Linked DNA regions of Homo sapiens: all the other regions are linked to region 3. A link is a contact called in ENCODE Hi-C or POLR2A ChIA-PET data. All regions are on one chromosome and are shown on one strand. Each heading gives the region's core, a stretch centred on a gene start or an enhancer-like site at or near the end of the contact. The rest is flanking DNA. Distances are from core to core; before and after follow the strand shown. Region 1 has its middle 59 kb from the start of ZNF365. Region 2 has its middle 110 kb from the start of REEP3. Region 3 has its middle 17 kb from the start of NRBF2.

What was found. A loop is a pair of places that touch in the nucleus more often than their neighbours do. ChIA-PET counts read pairs that join two places held with the same protein, here RNA polymerase II (POLR2A). Pooled maps may share reads with other maps.
Region 1: a map of ascending aorta shows a loop between it and region 3 (3-fold over the local background). The contact joins two enhancer-like sites. A Hi-C loop is called at or near these places in 1 of 168 maps with a recorded cell type or tissue (ascending aorta). POLR2A ChIA-PET finds 5 or more read pairs at or near these places in 1 of 52 experiments (activated CD4-positive, alpha-beta T cell).
Region 2: a loop to region 3 is called in a map of aorta, with 12 times the contacts of the local background. The contact joins two enhancer-like sites. A Hi-C loop is called at or near these places in 1 of 168 maps with a recorded cell type or tissue (aorta) and 6 of 50 pooled maps. POLR2A ChIA-PET finds 5 or more read pairs at or near these places in 1 of 52 experiments (GM12878).

The regions. Positions count from the first base shown.
Region 1 is chr10:62,432,042-62,434,741 of GRCh38, reverse strand. It overlaps a transcript of ZNF365 not described here. Among named protein-coding and RNA genes, the nearest start is that of ZNF365, 59 kb to the right of the region's middle. Within about 2 kb of position 1,426, at least 7 of the 41 ENCODE cell types and tissues checked have a DNase peak (open chromatin) inside an H3K27ac peak, as active enhancers do; they include ascending aorta, where a contact is called at or near this core.
Region 2 is chr10:63,628,094-63,631,065 of GRCh38, reverse strand. No RefSeq gene overlaps it. Among named protein-coding and RNA genes, the nearest start is that of REEP3, 110 kb to the right of the region's middle. RefSeq lists a silencer at 411-740 and enhancers at 1,211-1,260, 1,271-1,450, 1,841-2,050. Within about 2 kb of position 1,250, at least 41 of the 41 ENCODE cell types and tissues checked have a DNase peak (open chromatin) inside an H3K27ac peak, as active enhancers do.
Region 3 is chr10:63,114,420-63,117,376 of GRCh38, reverse strand. No RefSeq gene overlaps it. Among named protein-coding and RNA genes, the nearest start is that of NRBF2, 17 kb to the left of the region's middle. Within about 2 kb of position 1,421, at least 21 of the 41 ENCODE cell types and tissues checked have a DNase peak (open chromatin) inside an H3K27ac peak, as active enhancers do; they include ascending aorta, where a contact is called at or near this core.

The DNA of each region.
Region 1 (2,700 bases), core at 177-2,676, 680 kb after region 3:
CTCTGCAATGACAACACTAATTTTGTTCTGATTTCCAGTATACTTCCTTGCTTAGGGGAGAAATGTCCTATTTCACTGTCCTTCTGAGGCAGGCTTTCCTACTTCAAGTGGAGCCGGTTCCGTGCAGTCTTCCAAGTAGGTAAAGTCATTGACTGCTTTCAGTGCTTTCCCTGCTAGTCTCAGTCCCACCGACATCTAATTATATTAATATGCCAGAGAGAAAATGCAAGAAGGCTCTTCATTCTAGGATGAATGAATTGTTCAGGCCCTTCCTAAGAGGAAGTATCAATTTAGAGCAGGGACAACACACAGTCCTTGAGCACCTGAGGTTAAGTATACCCACAAACGTTTGTAAGCATTGTGATAAAGTTGCACATTAGCCCCACCAAAACCTCTCCACCCATCAGTTGATTTGTTTTTCATTTGATTGTTGTTTCTCCAATTTACAGGGAGAAAAAAAAAATAAGGTTTGCTGTGTTGAAGCACCACTGAGCAATCTTAGACCCGAAGCATATCTTACTGATTATCTAATTCAATGTTTCCCAAACTTGTCTGAACAAAAAAATCACCCAAGGTGCTGGTTAAAATATCAATTCTCAGGCCTCACCCTGCTGATTCGGATTCCGACAGGTTTGGGTGAGGCCAAGTGCATTCAGATTTTTTTAACACGTGCCCCAGGTGATCCTTATGTTCAAGCAGGTTTAGGAAACACTAACACACACATTTTCATTTACTAGCAGAAGAAACTAAGTCTGAGAAAGCCCTGAAAGTACATCTGGGTCACACAGCTCACTAAGAATCTTCAGTTCCTGGACCTGGATTCTTTCCCTTGTACCAGCCTGCCTCCACTAAATCTCCATCCCACTAAAAAACTATAAAAATACACACAAGGAAACTAAGCACCCCCAAAACGCCTTAACTTCCTCTGTATTTCCAAATGAAAATGTTAGCTGACTTATTTCAATATTTCCTTGTTGTGAAAACATTTTTTTTAACTCCAATCATAATGTGTGTTTGGCCTGGATTGGGGTCCAGGATTTAAAGGCAAGCTCTACCGATGCCATCTCAGGATGCTCTCAACCTGACTTGGAGCTCTGTGGAGTTGACCTTCTGCTTCTTAAATCCAAATCTGGATCGTCATCAAGTATCACTTGGTTTATCTGGTGAGTAAAGAATCCAGCGAGGTAGGTGTTCAGAGCCACTTTTTCATCATCAGGAACTAAAAGCAATTACTAATCTGTTTTCACTAATGCAGTCCATCTGTGCATGAGCAATTTGTGTGGTTTTCCTAAGAAGGACATCATATTCTCTGTTTTTTTAAATGCTTAATACTTGCAATCAGAGGGACAGAAATATCCAGCCAGCCCCAATTCTTATAAAACAGAGCTGAAAGCAGGTGATTCAGCTGACTTTAGATGACTCAGCCCGCCTCGATGGCCAAAGTTGGTGAGTCATTTGTCTACTGTCTGAGAGAATTCATTTCAGGAACCCAAATTTCAGGGGCCTCCAAAACTCATTAAACTGTTTAGTAACTCATTACTTCTATTGGAGTTATTGTAGCCTTTCCTTTACCTCAGTTTTTATTCCTGTTCAAACAAATCCAAATCAAACTTCATATCAAGCAGTAGGTTCTACAAGGAACAGTCCATGATCTAGGATGAATTTGAAGTTCCTTTTGGTTTGATTTCCCTGATAATCTGAGTTTTTAGGGAAAACCCAAAGTGTGGAGTGGTTTTGCTGTGGACAAATCCTTAAGTTTGTTAAATCTCATGATAAATGAAAAGTGAGAGGAGTTAATGCCTAATTTGGGTTTACTGGGAAAGATCTCCATGTACATTTTAGGGCTTTCAAGAGAATATTCTGGGGACTGAAACTTTTTCATATTATTTGAGATAAAGAAGTGGTCTTCTTCCTGATTTTCATCAATCTTACTGATATATTTGGAAATCTTTTAGGGCCTGATACTTATCCTAATTGGCTCTTGCAAAATTGCCCGTCTTCTGTCATTATAATAATGGTAATAGTTGCTATCATTTGTTGTGCATTTACATTTTACCCAACATCAGGCTAAACTGAAAATATGGAGGTATTAATATACTCACAATGGTCTTAAAAGGCAGTGGTCTTTTAAAAGATTTCAAGGTATTAATTGTTTAAGTAAGGGGCTTAGAAAAAGAACCCAGGAAATGTCAATGGTCAATCCATCTGTGCTAGGTTTGTAAATACTAAGGTACCCATTTCAGTGAAATTCTTCCTGGAAATCAGACTCCAAGACAGAAAAACAGAAGTCCCTCAAACTATAGGAGCAGCCCTGACCTGCTGTCATTCCTAAGGTTGCTTCCTGCTATGGAAGATTGAATTCAGGGTTGAATTAACAAAGTATTGGCTCAAATTACTTCTGAAGCACATGAGTAAAATGTCTGGGACCAAATGATGGAGACAATATGGGAAACAAGAAACTGCTCTCCTAAAAACTGCTCTCCTAAAATATCTTATTTGCCCCTCAGCTCCCAGCAATGCTAATCCGGACAAAGGCTGGACCCCTCACCTCCAGAGCCCATGTTCACAGGGCCACGGCTTGCAGGTTTAACCTGCATCCACTCATGAACAATACTGCTGGAAGTCTCAAGTGGCAGACAAATCACAGTAAACCAGACTAAAAAATAGCTTAAACATCTTCCAACACTTTATTTTTACAGA
Region 2 (2,972 bases), core at 1-2,500, 510 kb before region 3:
TTGGTTAAACAAATCGAATGGAAACGATTTGTTCAAGATGGGAGCATCAAATAGACGCAAGCTCTTCGAAACAGCCCTGATTCCCTGGCAAACGCTGTTGCTTAGCGAAACGTCAAAACCCCTGCGTGCAAACAAACGTCTGAGGGGCGCACCCGCCTTGAGCAAGCTTCTCCCGGCAGCTCGGGCTTTGGAGAACGTCTGGAGGACATTGGTAGCTCCTCCCTCTCCGGTTAAGGACTTGGTAGGGGGAAGAGGGCAGAGGATCCAGGATCTCCGGGTCGGGTCATCTGGGTTGACGCGTCCTGACACCCAGGACGGTGCAGGGGAGCTCCGGGGCGAGTCGCTTCGCGCCAGGAAAGGCCTGCGTCTCAGCGCTGGAACAGAGGGGAGAAGCAGAGGGGAGCCCCGCCCTCGGTCCAGTTCTGGAGCAGTGCGCCCCTCCCCCGCCCCGGAAACGTCCCCGCCGCCCCTCCCTCCACCACCACCTCCCGGGGACCTAGGTTGTAAAATCCCACGCAGTGGGGCGGGCACGGTGACGGGGGTGGGGCGGGTGGCGTAAGGCGCCACCGCCCACTGGCACGGCACCAGCGCCCTCCAGCACCCAACCGCCGCCTCCCTCTCCCCGGCGCGGCTCCAGCCTCCCCCCGCCAGCCCAGCCCCCCCAGCGTGGCTCCAGCCTCACTGCACCCACCCACCCTGCACCGCAACCTCCCAGCACCCTAGCTGCCCGGCCGGCCCAGCTCGGCTCTGGAGGGCGTCCCTCGCATCTGGACTCCCTCTGCCCGAGGGAGGAGCCGCAGCCGCGGTCGCCCCGCCCCTGGCGTTCTTTGACTCCCCCGGCCTCTTGGACATCTGGGTGCGGGGGTTAGTGCATCAGATGTGGCTCCTGGGCCGCCAGATGTGCGCGTTCCCCGCCCGGGGCAGGCGGCCGGCGAGTCTGGGAGGACGCGTGGGAGGGGCTGGGAGTTTTCCCTCCTAGCAGACTTAAAAGCCAGCAGAACCTCCAGCCCCCTGGGCTCCCGGCCTGGGCCTCCTGGGTCTCCGGGACGCACTGCCCAACGGAAAAGTTTTCAGCCCAGTCTGTGCCTCGCCGCCAAGCAGCCCTTGGGGCTTCTCAAAGTGGTAGAGAAAATAGGACAGCTCTACAGGATGCCCCAAAGAAAACCCTCATTTGTCGACCAGGCGACCTTAGTGCTGGCGTGGGACTACAGCTGCGCAGCCAGCAAACCCCAGTTGGGGGAGGGGGAGAAGTGGCAGTAGAGTTCGCATCTGGGGCTTGCTCTAAAGCGCTCTTTGACTGCTTTTGGATTCCATATTTGAAGTTGAGAGTCGTATTCCACCTGGTACAGGCAGTTCAGGGCAGGAGAAAAGCCAAGTGAACTCTGTGACTCAATCCCCTTGGAATGTGCCTGGAATAATAATAGGGACTTGAAAGGGTTTTATGGCCGAGGTGGCTAGTGGAGAGCAGTCTCCTACGCCTTGCAGTTGGCGGTCGGCCGAGGGGGGCAGTATTGCCTTATGCAGAGCTTCTGCGCCTGCAAACGGGACAAAAATAGTCGGAGCATCTGGTTTAAATCAACCAAAAAGCATTTCTATCAGCTTAATCCACCGGCCTACAGAACTGACAGAACAGGACAAGCCAAATATATTCCCGGTACTCTTTTAACACTCCAATAATAGCTAAGCCCAATCACACTTTACCGCTGGGATTTCTGTGTCCTACCATACAACTGTCGTTATTTTATAGATGTTGCAAATTAAACTTCCTTTTCTGGAGTTGTGTGTGGGCATGTGCTTAAGCAGTTACATTTGCAAGCAACGCTCGACTACGCTGCCCTTTTCGTTTTCCTTTTTCTTTCTCTCTTTTGGTATGAGGTCTTAGAATAGTCAAAAGTATCTAAGGCCAACATATGGGTTGCTTACACCACTAAATATATAGCTGCATTTCCCTCTCTTAACGCCCTAATCAGGATTCCAAAGGCAAGTTGGAACAAAAGAAAAAACGTGTCTGAGTGTAAAGGGAGAATTTGTGCCAAGAATTACAGTCGCAGGGTAAATAACCTTGTTTTCTCCTTCATCAGTGGCCGCTACCAAGTCCCGTTCTTGGAAAGTGGCCAACAGTCTGTCTGGTGGAGGGTGCTGCTAATTAGAGAGAGCCCATAAACCTCTCTGTCAAAGAGGGCATGTGACCTTCTCTTCAAGTCTGAACAATAAAGCCGGCGAACTGCAGACTGCACTCAACACTGGCTGCCCCGCGGATTCCCTAAATAGGAACAGGATGAAGGCCAGGCTCAAGAGGTTACCATAGCTCTGCTCCCACACTTTGAGGAATCGGTCACTCCACTTCCCCATATAACTTGTTTCAATTACTCTCTACAATCTATTTAGAGGAGAGCAGCTTGCAGAGAGCACTCATTGTCTAATCTAAATGAGGAAGCAATTATTACTTGCTGCAGTCTAATGTGCTTTGAGACTGGTGGGTCAAAGAGCAACCTGATTTCTTGTAACGTGTCTTTGCACTTTGGAAGATACACCTTTTTAATGACATTTATTTACTCCTGCTTTTAGGACACATTTTTCTTTCTATTAAGATTACAAAATTAAGGTGTTTTTCCCCTTCTCAGTCTTCAATGTCCTTTTTAATTTTAGAATTTAAGCTATTGTAAACACCCCAAGTACTTTTGCATATTGTTTAATGTTAAATATTATTTTTTTTAGTGCTTTCTTATAGGCATGTTCTCTGATTATAGCAAAATAGAGTTCTCTAAGTCTTCCCTTCTTTGTTTAATTTACCTCCCTGGGAGCCCCCTTGCTAGCTTTAATTTTATACAACATGTTGTAAACTATAAATAATACAGCTCCACTTTCCTAGAACATATGGAAACTGTCGCCTGCTATATATCCTAACTGTACTTGCTTTCAGCTTAAAGACTGAATAAAGTTAATCTCCTGTGTAAAAAGGCATTTAGCCT
Region 3 (2,957 bases), core at 172-2,671:
CGCTATTCTTCTGCCTCAGCCTCCTGAGTAGCTGGGACTACAGGCGCCCTCCACCGCGCTGGGCTAATTTTTTTTTTTTTTTGTATTTTTAGTAGAGACGGGGTTTCACCATGTTATCCAGGATGGTCTCGATCTCTTGACCTCATGATCCACCTGCCTTGGCCTCCCAAAGTGCTGGGATTACAGGCGTGAGCCACCGCACCAGGGCTTTTTTTTTTTGTTTTGTTTTTTTAAAAAGGGTCTCACTCTGTCACCCAGGCTGGAATGCTATGGCACAATGTTGGCTCACTGATAACGCGACCACCTGGGCTCAAGTGATCCTCCCATCTCAGCCTCCAAGTAGCTGGGACTACAGGCTTGTGCTATCATTCCTGGCTAATTTTTGTATCTTTTTTGGTAAAGATGGGTTTTTGCCATGTTGCCTAGGCTGGTCTTGAACTCCTGAGCTCAAGCAATCTGCCCATCTCGGCCTCCCAATGTGCTGGGATTACAGGTATGAGTCACCATGCCTGGCCTGTTTCCCTTTTTATATATGCACAAGAGTGATATAGGGTAAAAATATGCCCAAGTCTGAAGAACCAACCCCTTTCATTATATATAAAATAAAAATACTAAGTGGCAAAAACAAGGGCTTAACTTCAGAGAAAAAAAAAAAAAAAACAGTTTGCCAGCAGAGCCAGCATGTAAGCAATGGCCATCTTTCCTGTACTTAATAGGTGTGAGGGCCCATCATCCTTCTGCGTCATTCCCTGATATGAAAGGATCTGATAAGTCCTTCCCCATTTCCAACTTCATCATGAACAAAAGGGAAGACTGCCTTTAACTTTAAACAGAAACTAACTACAGTATAGTTTAGTTGTTTATTTTTAAGACTGGTGTTGACTAGTAAGCCCCATTTTGCTTCGGGCTGATTCAAGTGTTTTTTGAACAATTAAATTATTCTGTTTCCTGAAACTTTCAAATTATCCCTATTTCCCAATATTAATGGTTTGACTTTGTACTGTATAATACTTTGCACGTTTCCAAGCACTTACATGTACATTCCCTCTTTCAATTCTAACGGGCTCAAATTAGGGACTTGTCCAATGTCATAAAATTAATAAATGGCTGAGCTAGGTCTTGAATCTAGCTCTGTCTGGTTATAAACCCAGTTATTTTTCCACGACAAGCAGCTAAATATCTACCAGAATGACTGGATGTTGGTAATAATAGAAATAGAGGGTAACCCACTGCAATTACATTTGTTATTTTTGGTTTTCCTAGGTTCACAGTCCTGAGTACTAAGAGGTTCAGGCTAAAAAGAGAGTCGCTATTGTTAGTGACTCTATTCTCCTCCAGGGTATTTTCCAAGAACTATTCACAAACTAGACTGGGCAGGAACTGGCCATGTGAGAAGGGGGAGGGTAGCTGTGAGGTCAGCAGGCTCTAACTCCTCGGACTCTGAGCCAACTTGTCCAGTTGCTTCAGCCTGAGCCAGGGTGAACAAAGCCAAGTTAGGCAGGAGTCAGGCATTCTATTCAACCAAGTTCAATAGAGGAGAGTCCAAGGAAAGCAGAATTTCAGGGTAGTTTTTTATTCAGTAAGCTGACATTTGGGAAACGGCAGTCAAATAAATGCAGAAAGGCAATGATTCAATCGACTTTGTACTAAGTTAGTGTTTCTCAAAAAAGGAAGCTGAAGCGAACCCTCCAGAATCCTAATGTCCTTGGACCACTCAGCTTCTGGTGCACCAGTAGTGCTGCCTTTTTTCTATCTATAAAATATAACTTCAGCTGGGTGCTGTGGCTCACACCTGTAATCCCAGCACTTGGGAGGCCAAGGCAGGTGGATCACAAGGTCAAGAGATCAAGACCATCCTGGCCAACATGGTGAAACCCTGTCTCTACTAAAAATACAAAAATTAGCTGGGCGTGATGGCACGTGCCTGTAGTCCCAGCTTCTCAGGAGGCTGAGGCAGGAGAATCGCTTGAACCCGGGTGGCAGAGATTGCAGTGAGCCAAGATAGTGCCACCACACTCCAGCCTGGCGAATTTATATATATATATATATATATATATAACTTACCTGTTGATCTATGCTGGGTTGGACACAAGGGAAATCCCTTTTACCTACATTTTCTTTCCAGGCACTTCAGGACACTAAGACATCCTAATCAAATCCTTTCCATCCACTGTATTCACTACCCCCAATTATACAGACCTCAAACTTCCAGTTCCACCTCTTCCTCTGACCCTTTGACGGAAAATGCTAGTCAATCTGGACTTTATTTCAAATAGAGTGGTCACATACTGGGAAGGGATCAAGGGAATCATGAGATATTAGAAGATGGTAGAGTATCATGGCCTTAAGTAAAGGTCAGTGAGAGGACACTTAGAAATGATCTAAATCATAAGGCATAAATTCAGCAACTGCTCTTAAGTTTTCTTTCCTTTTCTTTTTATTTTTTTGAGACAGAGCCTCTCTCTGTCCCCCTGGCCGGAGTGCAATGGTGTGATCTCGGCCCACTGCAACTTCTGCCTCCCAGGTTCAAGCGATTCTCCTGCCTCAGCCCCCTGAGTAGCTGGGATTACAGGTGCCTGCCACCATGCCCATCTAATTTTTGGATTTTTAGAAGAGGTGGAGTTTCACCATGTTGGCCAGGCTGGTCTCAAACTCCTGACCTCAAGTGATCTGCCTTCCTCGACCTTCCAAAGTGCTGGGATTACAGGTGTGAGCTACCGTGCCAGGCCTCTGCTATTAAATTTTCTAAGAGAAATTTGCCTCCAGCCTCCTTTTAAAAGTATTTTCCACAGTTGCCAAGATTCTTCAATCCACTGTTAATCTATTTTGTTTCTCCTGTGTTCCATGCTGCCTGCTGCTGTCCCTCCTAAATGATACTAGCACAGAAGATATGTGTTTGACATCTTGGGAAGCCATATGAGGGCTTCAGGAAAGGGAAGGGTCAAGCCAAACAGCAC